Linked DNA regions of Mus musculus: region 1 is linked to region 2. Evidence: chromatin contacts called from ENCODE Hi-C or POLR2A ChIA-PET data. All regions are on one chromosome and are shown on one strand. The core of a region is the stretch at or near the end of the contact, and the rest is flanking DNA. Distances in the headings are between cores, read along the strand shown. Region 1 overlaps Gm35696 (a long non-coding RNA gene). Region 2 holds the start of Gns (glucosamine (N-acetyl)-6-sulfatase).

Evidence for each region. Hi-C counts contacts between places; a loop is a spot of excess contacts on that map. ChIA-PET counts read pairs that join two places held with the same protein, here RNA polymerase II (POLR2A).
Region 1: a map of regulatory T cell shows a loop between it and region 2 (2.2-fold over the local background). The contact joins the enhancer-like site here to the promoter of Gns in region 2. A Hi-C loop is called at or near these places in 1 of 37 maps with a recorded cell type or tissue (regulatory T cell). POLR2A ChIA-PET finds 5 or more read pairs at or near these places in 1 of 5 experiments (Patski).

Annotation. Positions count from the first base shown.
Region 1 is chr10:121,513,213-121,519,826 of GRCm38, reverse strand. The region is part of intron 1 of Gm35696 (a long non-coding RNA gene); the gene reads right to left. Among named protein-coding and RNA genes, the nearest start is that of Gm35696, 6.4 kb to the right of the region's middle. Within about 2 kb of position 3,431, at least 1 of the 3 ENCODE cell types and tissues checked has a DNase peak (open chromatin) inside an H3K27ac peak, as active enhancers do.
Region 2 is chr10:121,363,671-121,370,853 of GRCm38, reverse strand. Gns (glucosamine (N-acetyl)-6-sulfatase) reads right to left here and starts at 5,764. Exons shown (of 14, transcript NM_029364.4): 1 at 5,496-5,764. The coding sequence starts at 5,663.

The sequences.
Region 1 (6,614 bases), core at 2,182-4,681, 150 kb before region 2:
AAAGACACAAGTTTGAGCCCAAAAGCCCATGTCAAAAAATCAGGGCATGGTGACACACACTTGTAACCCCAGAGCTGAGGAAGTGGAGACAGGCAGCTCCCCGGGGCTCAGTGGCCAGCCAGACTAACCTACTTAATGAATTCCAGGCTGGTGAGAGACCTGGACTCCGAAATAAATAAATAAATATTAATTTTCCTGAGGAACAATACCAGAGGTGGATTTTTGACTTACTGAACACACACACACACACACACACACACATACACACATACACACACACACCCCTACCTGCATACACACAGATACACTTAATAACAAAAAACTCTAACATATTTAGTTATTCCCTAAACTTAGATTTTTGTTTTGTTTAAAAAAAGATGTATTTATTTGTATTATGAGGGCTCTATTTGCATGTGTGCCTGCATGACAGAAGAGGACATTACCTCCCTTTATAGATGGTCTTAAGCCACCAGGTGGTGGCTGGTATTTGAACTCAGGACCTCTAGAAGAGCAGCCAGTGTTCCTAACAGCTAAGCAGTCTCTCCAGTCCTGAACTTAAATTTTAATAAAACCTGACATTCACTTTCTACATTTATAGCTGTGAAGATTAGGAAGCTCAAATCTGGCTGACTTTTGTACTGCACAAATTTTCTTATTATGAATGTAATAGACAATTATTACAGAGAATTTGGAACATGTAACAAAGTTTGAGGGGAAAAAAACGTTTAAACTTCCTGTCATCCCCCAAGTGGAGACACTTGCTCTGAATTCCTGAGTACCTTCAATTCCTGTCGTTTGTGACTGTGCACTGTTTACAGTTATTTCTTGGTAAAACTAGAATTGTACAGACAGAAAGGCATAGCTTCGTCTCCGCTCATCCCATTGTGAAAGCATGGCTTCCTTGTTCTAACACTGCATCTTAGACTTGATTGAACTCTTCCTGGTTTCATTGTTGTTTCTTTCTCTCTCTCTCTCTCTCTCTCTCTCTCTCTCTCTCTCTCTCTCTCTCTTTAAAAGATTTATTTATGTATTATATATAAGTACACTGTAGCTGTCTTCAGAAGAGGGCATCGGATCCCATTACAGATGGTTGTGAGCCACCATGTGGTTGCTGAAAATTTGAACTCTGGACCTTTGGAAGAGCAGTCAGTGCTCTTAACCACTGAGCCATCTCTCTAGCCATTGTTGTTGTTGTTTCCTAATGTTATAAATAAAACTGCAGTAATAGTAACTTTTTTTTTTTAAGATGAGGATCACATATCTCACTCAGGCTGGCCTAGTATTTTCTGTGTAGACCTGACCGGCTTCATATTCACGGTCTTCTTGGCTCAACTTTAGTGCCAGGATTATAGGCACGCACTACCACCACATAGAGAATTTTTTTTTTAACTGAAGCTTCCTTTTTAAAAAAAGATTTATTTTACTTATTTATTTACTTATTTTTGGTTTTTTCAAGACAGGGTTTCTCTGTATAGCCCTGGCTGTCCTGGAACACACTTTGTAAACCAGGCTGGCCTCGAACTCAGAAATCCACCTGCCTCTACCTCCCAAGTGCTGGGATTAAACGTGTGTGCCATCACCACCCGGTGATTTATTTTATTTATAAGTGTACACACTGCAGCTGTCTTCAGACAACCCAGAAGAGGGCATCAGGTCCCATTACAAATGGTTGTGAGCCACCATGTGGTTGCTGGGAATTGAACTCAGGACCTCTGGAAGAGCAGTCAATGTTCTTAACCACTGAGCCATCTCTCCAGCCCAGGAATATTATTTTTATATAAACATCCACCCCTACTTTCTGCTCCGTTCCTCAGTGCAGGTTCCTGAGGGAGACTTCTTGGTCTTGCACCACTAGTAGCTCTCTTTAAAATGTCCATGATTTTAAATGATGTGTCCATGTGTGGTTTGTGCCTATAGGTCAGCAACATTGGATGCCCCTGGAGCTGAAGTTATAGTCAGTTGTGAGCTGAGTCACGTGGGTGACAAGAATGGAACTCCAGCTCTTCCCAAGAGCAATATACACTCTTAACTGCCGGGCTGTGTCTATGGTTACCCCCTCCCAAATCATGCACTTAAAAATTCATAAATGGAACGAATATCATCTTACACCCTTACCAGCTGTGGTGGTTTGAATGGGTATGGCCTATGGGTTTGAATACTTGGCTCATAGGGAGTGGCACTACTAAGAAGTGTGGCCTTGTTGGAGAAAGTGTGTCACTGTGGGGGCGGGCTTTGAGGTCTCACACGCTCAAGCTACTCACAGTCTTCCTATCACCTACGAATCTGGCTGTAGAGACTCTTAGATACACCCTCAGGAACTCTTAGAAACCCCTCAGCAGCAAGTCTACCTGTGTGCTGCCATGCTCATTGTCATGATGATAATGGACTAAACCTCTGAAACTGTAAGCTAGCTTCCAATGAAATGCTTTCTTTTATAAGAGTTGACTTCGTCATGGTGTCTCTTCACAGCAATAGAACACTGACTGAGACACCAGAAGTTCATAAGCAAGGTTGTCAAACTACAGCCGGGGAGATGGCTCAGTGGTTAAGAGCACTGACTGCTCTTCCAGAGGTCCTGAGTTCAAATCCCAGCAACCACATGGTGGCTCACAACCATCTGTAGTGGGATCTGAGGCCCTCCTCTGGTGTGTCAGAAGACAGCTAAAGTGTACTTATGTATAATAGTAAATAAATCTTTGTTAAAAAGCTTGTCAAACTATAATTTTATCTGTAGTTTCCTGCACAGTCATTTTTAACATTTATTTTGTTTTAATTAATTAATTAATTGATTGATGGATTGATTGATTTTTCAAGACAGGGTTTCTCTGTGTAGGCCTGGCAGTCCTGGAACTCACTCTGTAGACTAGGCTGGCCTCGAACTCAGAAATCTGCCTGCCTCTGCCTCCCAAGTGCTGGGATTAAAGGTGTGTGCCACTCACTATGACCAACTCTTAAGCATGTTTTAAAATTTAGGATCAGACACATCTAATCCTAGCTGCTCGTGAGTTCAAGACAGACTGACCAAAGTAGCAAAATCTCATCTAAGAAAGCAAATAAAATAAATTAAACTTAAAAATCAAATTCATATAAATATTTAAACTCCATTAGAAAATTCAACCAAAGCCGGGCGTGGTGGTGCACACCTTTAGTCCCAGCACTGGGGAGGCAGAGGCATGCGGATTTTTTAGTTCGAGGCCAGCCTGGTCTACAAAGTGAGTTCCAGGACAGCCAGGGCTATACAGAGAAACCCTGTATCGAAAAAAAATCAAAATAAAGAAAAAGAGAAAATTCAACCACTCCAAAGCGGGATGTAAGATATGACTGAGCAGTTTGGTCAGTTAGGGTTTTTAGACTAAACAGCCTGTTGTTTGTGGTGCCACCCGCAGAGGGCGCTCTAACACTAACTCCTTATGCTGCGATGTTGGTCAGTTTCTGACCTGTCTTCTAAAGGCTCCACGCGCTGAATGGTCTGGAGAAGGCCCAGGTCGCCAACATCACGAACGTGAACGTTCAGAAAGACTCCGAGTGCTGTTCAGAGAACCTTGGGGTCACCCTTGCCACAGTGCAAGGTATTTCTAAATGGATTTTTCCCCCTGTGTTTGCGCACATGCAGGAAGGAGGCTTATGTGCCACAGCGCAGGCGTAGCGTTCCCAGGACAGCTTTGTAGAATTGGTTCTCTCCTTCCAGCGATCAATCTCAGGACCCCAGTCCTGTGCAGCACCACCTTTACCTGCTGAGTCATCTTGCTGACCCTCTCAGCACGAAATGATATTTCTTCCCAATGTTTACAAATGAGATCAAGTTTACAAAGGAGACCAAGGTTTAGAGAGGTTAAGCAACTTTTACGAAATAAGGAAATGATAAGCATATTTTTTATATTCAGGCTCAATCCTCCACTAATACTGTTCCCCCTCTTTCTCTCCTTTCCTACTGGGCATTCCTAAAGGACATAAAAGTTCTGCTTTAAAAGGGAGGAGGGAGGAAGAAGGAGGAAGGAGGGAGGAGGGGGAGGAGGGAGGAGGGGGGAAGGAGGAGGGGGAGGAGGGACGAGGGTGTTGGCTTGTGCTAGAACATTTGTCCCGCACATGTGAGGCTCTAAACCGAATGCCCGGCACCTCAAAAACCAATTAATTTTTAAAAAGAGAGGCTAGAGCTGTAGGCTAGTTGGCAAAGTGCTTTCTTAGCATCCATCGGGTCTTGGTGGCACACATCTGTAATCTCAGCCCCTTCGAGGTAAAGGCAGGAGGGTCAGTAGAACATGGCCAGACATGGTTGCCATGTGCACCGCAGCCAAATATTCTCTGTCAGAGGCCCATAAGTACAGAAAGGAGAGGGCTAGCTCCAGGAATGGAGCCCATTGCTCTCTAGTCTGGTAGTCCTTGAAAAGATGAAACACGAGGCTGGTGAGATGGCTCAGGGGGTAAGAGCACCCGACTGCTCTTCCAAAGGTCCGAAGTTCAAATCCCAGCAACCACATGGTGGCTCACAACCACCTGTAACAGAGATCTGATGCCCTCTTCTGGTGCGTCTGAAGACAGCTACAGTGTACTTACATATAATAAATAAATAAATCTTTAAAAGAAAAAAGAAAAAGAAAAGATGAAACACTCCGTTCTCAGCTCTCCAGTTACCCAGGTCTAAAGGTTTCTCTGAAGAATGGCTGTAAGGATGGTAACAGTAGGTCCCGGCCCTGGTGGCAGGGTCCTTCCTCCTCGGAACCCAGCCACCTTGTCAGTCAGCGGGGGTTTGAAGGGATGTGGCCTTCTGTGGGAATGTCTCCCTCCCTCGGCCTCCCACCTTCTTCTGGTATAGAAACAGCACTCTAGATTCTCGTCAGTCTTATTCCTGGAACACACACTGTTTTAACTAAGTCACAAGTCCTGGGGGTCGTGGCCCCTTGCCTGTCTAGTGCACTCATCAGTAATAGCAATGTGGCCTAGTGGCTCCTGAGACTTCAGTGGCACCACCTGGCCAGTATTTCTTTGGGGCCCTCATCATATCCATGGATATCCGGTCCATAACAGTGACATCTACCCTCAGTCCTGACCCGAAGAGAAGAGCCACCTCGGAGCTTCTTAGAGATGACGGTGCCCGCGTTGAGTCCTGAAGGCCTTAGGGACTGAATGTCTTCTGGGTCCTCCCAGATTCATCTTCCCTGGAGACTCCTTCTCTTTTGTCAGGGTCACAAGTGTTCCTACTTTGCTCAGCCCAGCCAATTATCTCTCTAGGCTTTGAAGAGTCACCTTAGCACTGTATCGGATTTGTCTTCTGGAGCCCTTTCGTTATTAAATCCCATGTCTCACTTAGAGGCAGCCTCTGGGGAAGGGATTTTTTTTGTTTGTTTGTTTGTTTTTTTGGTTTTTTGAGACAGGGTTTCTCTGTGTAGCCCTGGCTGTCCTGGAACTCACTTTGTAGACCAGGCTGGCCTCGAACTCAGAAATCCGCCTGCCTCTGCCTCCCAAGTGCTGGGATTAAAGGCGTGCGCCACCACGCCCGGCGGGTTTATTTTTTAAAACGAGATTAAATGGAGCAATGGCTCAGCGGGGAAAGCATCTGCTAAGCAAACCTCAGGATCTGCGCCGATCCCTAGCGCCCATGTAAGGAACTGGGTTGTGTGCGCCTTGTGTGCGCCAGTCATGCCAGGGCTCTGGGGCAGAGACAGTAGAATTGACTGTTGAGGTTTGTTGGCGACCAGCTTAGCTGTCAGTTTCATGAGAGATCCCGTCTCAAGGGATTAGGGTGGGGGGTGATAGTGTAGGATACTCAATGTCCTCCCTTGGCCTCTGAGAGCACACATACATATATGCATACACATACACACGCACACACGGGCACACTCTAGTGTGCGTGCGCACACACACACCCATATACTACACATATGAACACCACACACACATACACGAAGAGGAGGAAGAAAGCTTAAAAGTATTTCTCAGAGCCGGGCAGTGGTGGCGCACGCCTGTAATCCCAGCACTTAGGAGGCAGAGGCAGGCGGATTTCTGAGTTCAAGGCCAGCCTGGTTAACAGAGTGAGTTCGCACCCTCCCTCACACAAATACATACCACAGACATACTGCACACATTCAACATAAACATGCACATACATACATATACTACATCGCATACACACAAGAACACACTTATACATAGAGATACACATTCACACAAATGTCCTTTACTTTTCAATCACCTGTTATAGTCTCCCCAGATCCGTTAGGCACTCAGTCCTTGATTTCAGTCTCAGTTCAAATATCACCTTCTCCCGGAGGCCTTTCCGGACTACCCAAACTAAAGCAGCCTCCATTCCTCTCCCTGCTGCCGTATGGCCCTGGGCCGTTTTCTTCCTACCGGTTGGCATCGTGTGGTCTTGCTCTGTTTGTTCCTTACCCCTCCACCTACAATGTAATTCCATCATGGAAGGGGCCATGCCTGTTTTCTTCACTGAAGCCCCCATCCCAGCCTGGCACAATGGCTTCTGGACACTGTGCCCAGGGACTGAATCCAGCCTTCCGGTGTCCACTGTTTCTTTGTGTGTCTGCCATCTCTGTGGAATCTGATCATTGCTTTAGAGTTTTGGCTATTGATACACAGTATCGTGAATGCTAAGCTTTGTC
Region 2 (7,183 bases), core at 4,515-7,014:
CCCTTCCTCTTATCTTAATCATTTACCTCCAAATGGTCAACTCTGACACAAAGTCAAGAGAAATGATTGTGGAGGTGAACCAAACAGGTTTGGCTACAGTCAGGTAAACCCTGTGCAAGCAGGAAGAGAAAGTTCATAGCTGATAGCATTGTTCTGTCCGCAAGTAACAAAATCATGGTGCTCTCTTATTTGCCAATAGCCCCAAGGCATGGACGCATCAGCAAGGACACATCCATCATTAACGGGAAATAAGGCAACACTTGGATTTTCAAAGACAGACAAGGTTGCAAGGCTCACACAGCCTACTTCCAACCTTACACATTCACTAATGGAACACCATAAGGACTCTACTGGCTAGCCCACTGCAGTGGCACCTGAACCAGATGATAGCATGGGTACAGAGGTGCACACAGACCCTGTCAAACATAAACATACCTGTTGCAGGGCTGGGGATTGAACCCAGGGCCTTGCATACTCAGGCATGCACTCTCCCACTGAGCCACATGTGCAGGCCTGTCAGTGTGTTTCATCTGCACTCGCCATCTTTTGTGCATCCCCTAAGGTTTGGAAAGGTACAGGGGGGAAGTTAACTTTACCCCAGAAGGCAGAGGAGCGAAGGCAGTTGTGTAACTATCCTTCAAAGGCACTCGGCTCTGTCTTCACTTCCCGGACAGCAAAAACTACCATGGATGAGGCTCATGAGGAGGTCTGTGATGATTCTGAAATACCTTTCAGACCCAAGAACGGACTGTACATAGTCTTATGTCCACGTGGCACAGTAATTTCTTAGAGACTGCACCTCCAGATACATACCGAGGCTCACCAAAGTCTCACTTTCAACAATATGTGAGTAGCCTTTTCCATTGACTTATAAGACCAAGCTGCTTGTAGTCTCCAAAGGACACCATTCCAACTTGTTCTAGTCAAGCTTTGATGATGCCAGTAGTAGACCCTCAAGAGACGCCATGGAAGGTCTGTGCTAAGCTGCAGAAGCAATGGCAGTAGCTGTCCTTAACTTATCACCGGTGCCAAGCTCAGGAAGTAACCGTGGACTGAATGGAACCCTGGCTTAAGGACAGGCGAAGGACGCCTAGAGCAGTGGTTCTCAACCTGTGGGTCTCGACCCTCGGAGGAGTCACACGTCAGATACCCTGCACGGCAGAGATTTACAATTGATTCATAAAGGTAGAAAGACCACAGTTAAGAAGTAGCAACAAAAATAATTTGGCAGTTGGGGGGGTCACCACGACATGAGGTATCAAAGGGTCACCACGACATGAGGTATCAAAGGTCGCAGCATTAGGAAGACTGAGAACCAGTGATGCAGAGAAAGAATGGGAACCAAGAGGGATTTAGTCATCAAGTTGATAAGCACGCAAAACTACGGACAGTGTTAGGTTTACAGGGAGACTATAGGTGCATCGTGCGCTAATCTCAGCAAACACTGAGCTAGGTGACTTGCCCTCACCACTGCTGTAGGACCTGAACAAGGTGATCAGTGACCTCAGGTGACCAATGACCTCAGAGAGTGCAAGTGAGAGAGAGTACAGCGGCCATGTGACACACCTGGTGGGAAGAAAAGCAGGAAGCTACTTCAGAACGGCACCAGGTAGGCCCTTAAAGCAGGGAGCCTTGCTGAGAGTCCGAGCGAGGGGGAGTGGAGCTCGCTGGCTGAGGCTGGCAAATAGCCTAACAGGGCAAACAGGAAGGAGCCACTGTGGTAGAAAAAAAAAACCCAAGAGACAGAAAGGGAGGAGTGGAAGGCAAGGCTGCGTAGGCATTTCAGTTTAGAACTTTACGCTGATCATCTACGTATGGTTGAACAAGTCCCAGTTGAGAGATTGCACTAGACTGAAGACAGTTATCCGTGCTAATCTGAGGTGACAGTGGCTGGTCGGGTGGAAACCATGTGACGGTATTAAGAAACAGCCGCCTTTACTCTCCTGAGCAAACGTGTAGCTTTACTTACCCTAAGCCAATCCCTTTATAAAAACCAAAGGCTTCACTGACTTCCCTGATCTCAGGCAACAGCGCGCCAAAGGTTTCGATGGTTCCTGTAACTCAGCAGCTGACTGCCTTTAAACAATGGAAGTCATCTTGCTTTAGGCAGAGCAATGTCACATTTACTCTTTCCCTTGTTCCCGAGTGGCCCCTGACCAACCCCCCACTCCCTTTACCTAGAGTAAATAAATGACTTAAAAAACAAAACCCGTGCTCATCATTAAGAGGGAAAAGCCATGCCCTGCAAAACCTAATAAAACCACAGTCTCTCAGGTGGCACATGGGACAATACAGTGGAGTATTAACTGTGAAAGATGAGGTGACCACACATAAAATAGGGTAAAGATAACTGACAGAGGCTGGAGAGATGGCTCCATAGAAAATAGCACTGGCTGCTCTTCCAAAGGTCCCAGGTTTGATTCTCAGCACCCCCATGACAGCTCACAACCATCTCTAGCTCTCGTTCTAACTCATCTGGATCACTCCTGAGGCCTTCGCCGGCAGCAGGCAGCAACACATAGCTGTACACTCATACATGGAGGCAGGACTCCCATACACATTTTTTTTTTTTATTAAATGTGGTGCATTCCTGTAGTCTCAGCTCGTGCGAGGTAGATGCATGAGGAGAAGGGTTTCAAGTACATCCTCAGCTACAGGGATAACCTCAGCTACAGGGATAACTGAGTCACCCTGGACTGTGCTGGATAGTTTTATGTCAACCAGACACAAGCTGAACTCATCTGAGAGGAGGGAGCTTCAATTGAGACAACGCCTCCATAAGATTAGGCTGTAAGCAAGCCTGCATGTAGAGCATTCTATTAACTAGTGATTGTTGGAGGAGGGCCCAGCCCATCGTGGGTGGAGCGAGCCAGTAAGCAGCACCGTCCGTGGCCTCTGCATCAGCTCTGGCCTCCAGGTTCCTGTGCTGTTTGAATCCCTGCCTTGGCTTCCCTGGACGTGCTGTGACAATGAACATTCAAGCCAAATAAATCCTTAGCTCCCCAAGTTGCTTTTGGCCGTGGTGTTTCATCACAGCAATCGTATCCCTAACTAGGACGTGGACTGTCTTGAAAAAAAAAATCACATTAAATGGAAATCAAGGGATATCAACTTTTGATGTGAGCCAGTGTGGGTGCGTGTGTATGGGGGTCCCCATTCCTTACCTTGCCTGCTATTGTGTCAATCTGAAACACAATTCCTCTCTCTGGTAGAGACACTATACATAAGGCTTTATTCATAAATTAAGTACCGTGGGTGAACCCCACTGACGACATTCCAGAATGCCACTGAAGACTCAGTGCAAAGCGCCCCTGTGGCCTTGAGGCAACATGTGGTGAGACGGGGCTACCACGGTGTTTTCGCAAAGCAGAGAAACCTGTTGCCCCTCAGCTGTCTGCCACAGGCAGCTTCCGTGATGTTAGAAATACGAACAGGAGACACCTCACCCTCTGCCCGGCACGGAGGAAGTTCTTAAACATCACCCCGGCTCAGCTCGTCACTCTGCTATCCTATTTGACAGTCAGTGTCACGACTCCACAAGGGGCCACCAGAAAAGTCAGAATTCCCTGAAGTGCTAGGGGCTGCAGCTTTAAAACAAGCAAACACCATTTCCTCATTTATTTAGCGTCCACGGCACTTGTACGATCCAGGGAAGGAACCCATGTTGTTGACAGAACATGTGTGGGAAGCTGCAAGCTTCTTTTGTTTTGGTTTCTCTGGCTACTACAAATACTTTATATATATTTTAAAAAAAGAGCCCAGGGCCATCGAGGTGACTCAAGGGTACATGCAAACCTCTGCCAAGCCTGAGGAGTTTAAGCTCCCAGGACACTCGTGGAGAAGGGGGGACGCCGTCTTCTAACCTCCACTCTATTCAGGCCACTGTGTGCACATACGCTCCCCCTATACACACATCCTACTGGTATAAAGAAGCAAACAGAAAAAGAGAAAGTTCTAGAGGCAAGTACCATTAACACAAAGTGAAAGACCTCGACTATACACAGACAACAGCTGTGCTAAGTGACAGTCACTAAGCTGGGGCACCTTATATGTAAGTAGTGGATTTTGTTTCCAACAGCAGTATTAAGGCTGACCTGTTGAGTACTCTGGGAGAGACAGCATTTTTTTTTTTTTCCTGAACAAAATACTTTTTTTTTTTTGAAATCCCAGCACCGGTGAAACAGAAGATGGATCTCTGTGAGTTCAAGGCTAGCCGCGGCTATACAGTGAGACCCTGTCTCAAAACGAAACAAAACACAACCAAACAAACGAAATAAAGCAAAGAGAAAGAGAAAGAAAGAGAAGAGAGCTATGGGAACTGTTGGAGGGAGGGATAATAAAACCTAAGAGGGAATTAAGTCAAGACTTTTGGTACAGGGGGTGGGGGCTCGCTCTGAGAGAGAACTGGCTTAGCAGGCCCTCCAGCAGGGTGGGAGGGGAGAAGAGATTCAACATCCTTATGGCTCAGGGGATACCACAACAGCAACAAGGCGATGAATGGGATCTATGTAGATATAGAGAAGGGCCAAGGGGATTGGTAACAGAACACCATCTAGAAAAAGACAGTTCGCGGAAGGCAAAGTGTTACTGCCCAGCCCAGAAATACACAGGCTCTGCTAACCATTATCACATGTGACACGTGGAAAACCAAAATGTTGGCTCACTAGACTCATTTCACAACTCACTGATCAGCTGGGACCAGCAACTTGAAGGACATTGAGCCAGGGTTAATGACCACACAGGAAAAAGTAGGACCCTCCTGCTTAGAGGTTTCACAGCTACCGCAATCAGCTGAAAGCAGAAGGAGAACCGAAAGAGGGAGAGAGTCTCGACTTGTTTCTTTTTCCTTTTTAGTGAGAGCAATGCTGACCCAGGACGGAATACCATTGGAGGGTTGGTCCTAATCTGCCTCCTCCCGCTCAGTGCTTTGGGCAAATCCCTAGAGCACCAATGGATGGAGATTGGCGTTCATGTTCCCAAAGGTCAAATTCCGGAACCTCGAAAGAGCAGAAGTGACTGGGAAGGAAATGCAGTCTTCATGACTAACACCCATTAGACCTAAATTGGAGCCCTGACAGTAATGCCTCAGCCAACTGTTCGATTAGGCCAATTGATTTTGGTTTTGATGCTTCTTAAGCAAAAACACTCTCTGTCAATAACAGCTCGACAGCCTACAAACCCACTTTTATAGCCACCACAGAAGCACGGATGCCGACGTCCCAGGTCCTCCGTGAAGAGGGCTGACGTGGCCTCGGATCTCCCTAATCAATCACTGGCCTCCACAGGTTTGCCCTGAGCGGCGAGTGTCCACTGCAGCAGTAAGGTCCAGGCTGGAGGCACCGTGCGCACGGTGCGAGCCTGTGGGTGAGCTCGGGGGAGGAAGCCGGGTCCCATGACTCGTCCAAGCTCCCGGAGGGCCCGGAGTGACCGCGCACAGCCACCCACGGCCAAGCGGCCCAGCAAAGGGGCAAGGGGAGGGCGTGGACACGAGTTACCATGCCGCCGAGCTCCGCGTCCTGGTCGTCGGTGAGCAGCAGCAGCACGTTGGGCCTGCGAGCCGCCCCCACGAGCCCCAGGCAGCCTCCCAGCAGCGGCAGCAGCAGCAGCGCCGGCAGGCGGCGGGGACGGCCCGGCCGGGGCCCGGCTGCCGAAGGGAGCCGCATGGCGGCCAAGCTCCGCGGGGGAACCGAGAGCTGCGGAGAGACGCCGGTGAGCGCAGGAGACGGGGTCAGGCTTTCTCTCCCTAGGCGAGATCACGTGAGGCGGGGCAGGGGGCGGGGCGCGTCGTCACGTGACGGGCGGCCGTGGGCGGGGCCTGGGGAGCGGCGGAGAGCCCGGGCGCTGGGCAGGGCTGGACAGAGCTAGGACCGCGCGGAGCCTGGCCTCGCCACTGGTTAGGCCTGCTCCTGATGCTGCAGGAGGAAGGACAGAGCACCGGAGATGAAGACAGGAGTCAGTCCGCTCATCTTCCCTCCAGAGTGAAGCAGCGCACGTGCTGTGAACACAAGATCAGCTGCTGGTTAAAGTCCCGGCCAGTCCTGGGGTTAATGGACAGCTCTGCCTGTGTCCTTTGACTTTTCACCTGTCGAGGTGAAGTTCTCATTTGGCTCAGCTGTTGTTATTCCACTTTCCTCGGCTGGCATGTACTTTCAAACAATTTAGGAACGTCTTTACGACGCTAGGAGCTCTGGTCAACGTTTCAAGTTTTAATCACACTTTAATTTACATTTATTTTTGTGGGTTTTGCGTGCTCACGCACCTTCCGCGGCACGTGTGTGGAGGTCGGAGGGCATCTTGCGGGCGTCAGTGCTTTCTTTCTGTGGAGTGAGTGCAGGGGATCTAACTCAGGCCCTCAGGCTTGGCGGCAGGTGCCTTGGCATCTTGGCCAGTCCTACTTGGTGAGTTTTTGCAAGCCTTCTTGGAAACTTAGAAGTGCATGGCTCAGTGGTTACGAGTACTAACTGCTGCTCTTCCAGAGGTCCTGAGTTCAAATCCCAGCAACCACATGGTGGCTCACAACCATCTGTAATGACATCCGATGCCCTCTTCTGCTGTGTCTGAGGACAGCTACAGTGTACTTATAATAAATAAATAAATAAATAAATAAATAAATCTTAAAAAAGAAAAGAAGTGCACGACCAGTAGCAACACATCCTTTGTTGAATGAAACCTCAAAAAATATTTTAAGTTAGCTAAAAAGTTAAGTTGCTGTTAGGGATTCCTGCGAGGTCAATGCACGATATACCAAGTGAGCACTGTTCTATGCAGAACAAAAGAAGGTACAGCCATTTGCCAGTTGATTGTGTGTTGGACTCACACCTTTGCGATTTCTTTTTAAAAGATTTATGTGCATGAGTGTCTGTCTGCATGCATGTATGTGTACTATGCTTGCCTAGTTCCTGGGGAAGTCAACGAGAGCGTCTGACCCTTGGGACTGGAGTTACAAATGGTTGTGAGGCACCACGAGGGTTCCTGGGAGTTGACATGGGTCCTCTGCAAGAGTACCATGTGCTCTTAACCACTGAGACATCTGTCAGACAACTGGACACAGAACCTTCGAAAAGTATTTTTCTTTTTTTTATTTTACATCTAAAAATAAAGCAGATAGTTTATAATAACATACAGTATTGTACAATTAATATAATATACAATAAAAATGTATAGGATCTCTGTGACCTATGAG